Linked DNA regions of Mus musculus: region 2 is linked to region 1. Evidence: chromatin loops called from intact Hi-C (ENCODE). Cell type or tissue: gastrocnemius. All regions are shown on one strand. Each heading gives the region's core, and the rest is flanking DNA. Links, peaks and the distances in the headings are about the cores only.

Region 1 (2,816 bases), core at 9-2,508:
GAGAATAAGTGGCTGTAGGTGCCACCCAGCCAACAGTTAGAGGGCGACGAAGGAGGGTGGTCTTTTTAGGCGTTTTTGCGATGTGATTATCTTCAACTCGCCTCCGAAGCTAGGCCTGGAGCTAATGGGTTTCTGTCAGCGCAGGTCTTCCATTTCCCAACTTGCCCAGGTTAGTTAATGGAAGCAACCTCTTTAGTAGGAAAGGAGACTATAGCCCCTCAGCGGTGTGGATCTGAGGGTGGGTACTCTCCTCCCAGAGCACAGGCGTCCAGGACGATTTGAGACTGGAATCTTGGACAAGCCACTCTGAGCTGCCACAGGGTGCTGGGACTGGTTCTGTGACCCATCCTGGAAAACTCTTGCACATATGAAATCAAGACGCTCAAAACCAAGGCGAACACCTGGGTGTTTAGAGCAGCGTTGTTCCTCTGTCTAGAGACCATGGGGGCGGGAAAAGGAGAGAGATCGGTGTGACCGTGGGGCACTTCACAGTTTATACACCCCCCCCCCCGCCCTCAACTAACACAAACCTAATTCTGCAGGTAGAATCAAACAATTTGGGAGATTTAAAAAAACCAAAATCAAAACACAGGCTGCTTGGCCAAAGTTAAAGGATATACCTGGTTGGAATGCCTTCTGAGAGGCCTCTCTCACCTTGCTGCCTCCCCCACCCCCATCCCACCCCAACTATTTGGATCCTGCTGTAGCCTGCACCTCCCGGGACACAGGTGGAGTTGCATAGACTCATGTCTCTGTAGCTGGCTTTCTTTCAGTTCATTCTCTTCGGGTCAGTTCTCACGGCACTTGCTTTAAAACGCACCCCCTCCGCCTCCCCCCTCCCCCCCCCCCCCCCCCCGCTTTCCGTGCTCTCTTCGCTACTAAGGTTCTTCCCATAAAGTCGTGTAAAATAAATAACTTCAAATATAATTCTTAGTTGCTTCCGAGACAGTGTTTTCTCATCACTAAATTTCACTGTTTCATAATTTCTAGGACAAATTCGCCTCCAGACCCTATCCCTTTCAGGACACCGGCCAAGGATAGCAGCTTCTCAGAGATTCGACCTAGTAGTTCCAGGACCTGAGAATGAAGGATGGTGTCAGGGGGGGTTGGTTCAGAGCCTGGCTAGGAAAAGGTCTGGGGAGGGGTTGGGGGCGAGGGGTTTAGGTCTGGCATTGGAGCTTCAAAAACAGCTCGGGAGTTTTCCATCTGTTCGTCGCCCCCTACAGGCCACATCCGCCATCGCAGCTACATTCCGCTCAGCTAGTATGAGCATTTCACTTTTTTTTTTTTTTTTTTTTTCCCCTGAACCTTCAGAATCCTCCCTACATTCCCGCAAGGGACTGGGTGAGAGGCCTACTTGGGAACTCCACCCCGAGGTCACACTAGGAGTCCCAGGCTTCGAGAGTGAATTGAATGTCTGGAAATCCTTGCCTGAGGAAGCGAAGAATGAATGCTTAAATCGGAGTGTAACTAAAAGGCTAGCATCTTTCCTTTATACCCAACCTGTGTCCTTTATTTATTCCCTTTTTTTCTTTTAATTTCTCTTTTTTTAAAGCTGTAATAAAAAGCAGGTGGCAATCGCACTGTTTTAAAATCCCAGTTTTAGAGGGATTTCATCACCTTTTATCGCGTGTCTAAAAACATCAAACCTGTGTTTAAAGCTTGCTCCAACCTACTAAGTGCTTGAGTACATTTATCTACATTTAAAAAAAAAATTTCATCGTCTTCTCTAAATCTTCACCATTTAAACAGCGTAAGCTCAATTCTTTTCCAAGGGTATGGCTGGGCTCTACTTTCCCGGTATTACATCAGGACTTTCAATAAACACTGGCCGCTGGTGTTTGGGCATGAGATGTCCCATCCTCTAACTACACGGGGAAGAGGCTGTTGTTGATAGAGCGAAAGTGGCTGGAAGGAAAGTTGCCGTGGTTTCTACACCGCGCTGCCTAATGCGTCGCTGGAAAAGGCACTGCAGATCTCAAGCGGCAGCTTGTGTCCGAGTGTCAGGCTGCGTGCTCAGGCTCGGCCGGTATTGCTGCTATGCGCGGAAATATGAGCGAGTAATTTTATAAGTAACAAAGGATCAGGGATGGAATGAGGCCCCTGTTATCCAATGTCATTTAGAAGCCTTGGATCAGCAGCTTCTTGAGGCTAAAAGTGAATTCAAGAAGCCCTGCCTTTCTCTTTTCCCAGGGGTGCCAGCTAAATTTAGAAGTAACCTCTGTGTGTTTGCACAAATCGTGTACCATTTGCTGTTTGTGTAAAAACCGATTAGCCAGACACAACTGTGAAACAACTTGTGACTTTTATAGCTGCAACGCACAAACCAATTTAGATCCGTTTAGTTTTCCTTGTAAAAGGAGATTAGAAGGGACCCGCCCGAAGTAAAGCTCTCCTCGCCGAACGTTACAGTAGCTTCTTCAGCAGGGCTCATTATCGGGTTGTTTATCAAGTTAAAAACTCTCACCCCAGCAGCCTGTTTTATTTTAAGACTCCGCTTTCGGCGGAATGTTTACTCAGGACACAGCATTTATCATTTACCAGGAAAACAGAGTCGGTATATGCGAGGAAGTGTCTTTCAGAGCGACCCCCAAGCCCACGCCGGCCGCCGAGAAAAAGGCTCGGCTTCCGAGTGGGAAGCGAGGAGTGGACACGACTGCTGACATTGCTGGGTTTTACCGACAAGACGCTCGCAGGGTGGAATTGACATCGCTGCTACCTATGATTTCGGAGTTAAAAACTGATTTCGCATAAGTAATTGTAACAGCTAATTAATTACAAAATAATTAGAATTGATGCCGTTTGAGGGTATGCTG
Region 2 (2,803 bases), core at 1-2,500, 110 kb before region 1:
TCAGGCAACACGGACAGTTGTCAGGCTCAGACAGTCAGATGGCTCAGCAGCAGAGAGTGTAAGACAGCAAGTGTCTCAAGAATGCCTTAGAATGTGTGGTTACCACGAAGGAGGGGTACTGCCACTACCTGTTGTACCATAACAGAAATCTTACCAAGTTTTCTGCTTGGTCCTGGATATGACCTCAAAATATTTTTCAGTAATTCTCCCAACAACCAGAGTTGACTAATGAAAACTTTTTTTTTTTGTAGTGTAGTGTCTGGTATAAGAAAAAAATAGCTTTTTAAAATCCAAAGATGTTCAATGCCATCTCTACTACCTAGTTATGACCCTGTACATGCCCTAGGTTCATTTCCTATGTGACTGTAAGTGGGGATTGCGATACTACTTTGTAAGAGTAAATTGAACGATTAGCCTATCTAGTATCTCCTTTATGATAACATTTTAATGAGAGCTTTTTCTCCTTTATAGTGTTACCTTCAAGTCTGACAACTGTCAACCTACCTGGATACTAGTCAAGCCGTAAGAATGCAGACCAGCCTGAAGTAAAGAGTCAGTGAAAGACTGTCACATTTGCAACCTTTCTTAAAAGACGATATGCTGAGTATTCTAAATAGGAAAAAAATAAAGGCATCCACCGTGTGCTGCCTTTGTGTGCAAAAATCTGTGTATATGCCTGTATGTATGCTTATGAGTTCAGGTATATATTTACCATGGCATATGTATGGAGCTCAGAGGACAACCTCAGGTATCAGTGTGTTTTCTATATTAAGACAAGGTCTCTTGTTCAAATATATACACCAATTTAGCTGGCCTGTGAGCTTCCAGTGAGGACTGGGAGCCTATGTGCGTGCTACTGCCTCTGTCTGGCTTCATATGTGTTCTAGCAATCAAATGCAGGTTCCCACACATAGCCATCCCCCAAGCTCACCACTGTGCATGATTTCTAACAGCTGATTGAAAACAAAGGAAAGAGCCACATGCTTGCAGGAAGGTTTCAGTCCGCAGTTGCCACTATCTTCCCTGACACAGTGCTCCTAAGTCTAAATGAGATTCCCTGTCACCACTAGGAGTCCCCAGTTGGACACAGTGAATAGGAATCTGTCATAGTCACCACACCCTGCTTCTTGGCAGCTGTTGAAGGAAGCACCTGCTGGAAGCCCCTTAAGGCATGTAGACAAAGGCATCTAAATTGTGTTTTCAGTGGGTCACACTGGAGTATCAAAATTCTCTCAAATGGGTTTCTCATATTTCTTTACACAAAGTAAAGAATGCTGTCAGAATAGCCAGATGAATTTGTGAAGGTAAACCTTGCTCAGAAGACTCAAAAATAAGCAAATGGGAGCTTATCAACGTCTAAAGCAAGGACCAAATTACATAGCAAATAACATTTAAATCACTCCTTAAGTGATGTATGAGATGTATGTTAATTTGGAAATTTGTGATGATGTAATAACTCTCTATCCCAAAGGCACTTAGAAGAAATGCGCTCACTATGAACAGTGCCTGCATCTGCCTGATCATATTTAAAGGCACAGAAGAACGTGTGTAATTAATCTGCCCAGTAAATACCAACTTCGAGCACTAGGCAGGTGCAAGTCTAGATAAAATTTCTTGCAGCTAATTTAAACTTTCGGCACACACCAGTAGCTAATCTCAATGTAAATAATACATTTCTCCTTCACTCTCTAATGTAAGCCTTGCAGTACAGGAGTCTTGACTTATATACTCTGTACCACATATGTTTCTATATACTTTTAACATTTCTGGCTAGAATTATGTCTCTATTTTTTTTAGAGTAAAATACTTTACTGGAATTCACAATAAACCAGGTGAACCAGCAGCCAGCTTTCCCATGTACAGTTCCGGCTACCTATTAATTTACAGGTTATTTTATGTTAATGAAAATTTAGAAGTGTGTTGAGGAACTGGTGTCTTGGGTGTGTATTGTTCCATTCTAGGGACTATTGTCAATGCTTACTGAGGAAATTATTGTGAACATCTTAAGATTTCATACATTTAGGAAACACTGAAATGAACTATCAATATTGACATCTAAATATAAGTTGGTTTTGAAGTAAATTCAAACAAGAATGAATGTAAAGAAAATACCTTTACTATAGGGCAAATACATGGTCCCTTCCAGATATTTTTAAGCATTAGCTTAGATGTGTGATTCTCTGGTGTTTGTGTTACAACATGTGTACTGCCAGGATGGGGGTGAGGGGAGTCATCCCTAAAACATGGTTTCTAAAATGTTTATACCTGGTCTGAGCTGCAAGGAAAGAAATGCCTTGGCACTTGCACTACAGTTTGGCAAAAATACTCTAACATGTCACTTGATTCTATGACATTGTGAAAACAGAAGTCTTGTATGGAAATGTGAAACAAAAATCAAGGTTAAAAAGAACTCATTTTTCAATTAGAAACAATTCAGATTGATATATTAATTTTTTTAAGTTATTACTATACATGACATTGGCACTAAGTAGTAGTTCAACTATTCAAGCTAACTGCCTTCTAGGTTTTCAGGAACTATTTAAGCAAGGTTCTTTTTATATCTGTCTGCAAAATATAAAGAATACTTACTGATATGTCTTCAAATATAATGTTAATAATATAGTAATATAGATTGTTCTAACATTGAAAACTAGGGTGCAAGGCAAAACATTTTATAAAGTACCCTGAATTAGAGAATAAAGGGTTAAGAAGGGGGTTGGTTTCAAATGTGATGAGTTATGTGGGTATGACCTTAAGGAGGTTACTGTACGTTTGACTTCTTGGTGCACTGAGCATTTGCATG

Evidence for each region. A loop is a pair of places that touch in the nucleus more often than their neighbours do. Peaks named below come from ENCODE experiments on the same cell type or tissue, not always from the same donor. Only the 100,000 strongest peaks of a DNase experiment are listed, where the experiment ranks them.
Region 2: a loop joins it to region 1, with 3 times the contacts of the local background. A loop is called at or near these places in 7 of 42 quality-filtered maps.

The regions. Positions count from the first base shown.
Region 1 is chr4:99,659,602-99,662,417 of GRCm38, reverse strand. No RefSeq gene overlaps it. Among named protein-coding and RNA genes, the nearest start is that of Foxd3, 4.7 kb to the right of the region's middle. In gastrocnemius, for the core only: a CTCF peak has its summit at 1,228 (motif pointing left); DNase peaks (open chromatin) are centred at 1,223 and 1,988; H3K4me3 peaks cover 1,613 bases; H3K27ac peaks cover 813 bases.
Region 2 is chr4:99,765,245-99,768,047 of GRCm38, reverse strand. Itgb3bp (integrin beta 3 binding protein (beta3-endonexin)) reads left to right here. Exons shown (of 9, transcript NM_026348.4): 9 at 472-642. Among named protein-coding and RNA genes, the nearest start is that of Alg6, 51 kb to the right of the region's middle. In gastrocnemius, for the core only: a CTCF peak has its summit at 1,068; a DNase peak (open chromatin) is centred at 1,082.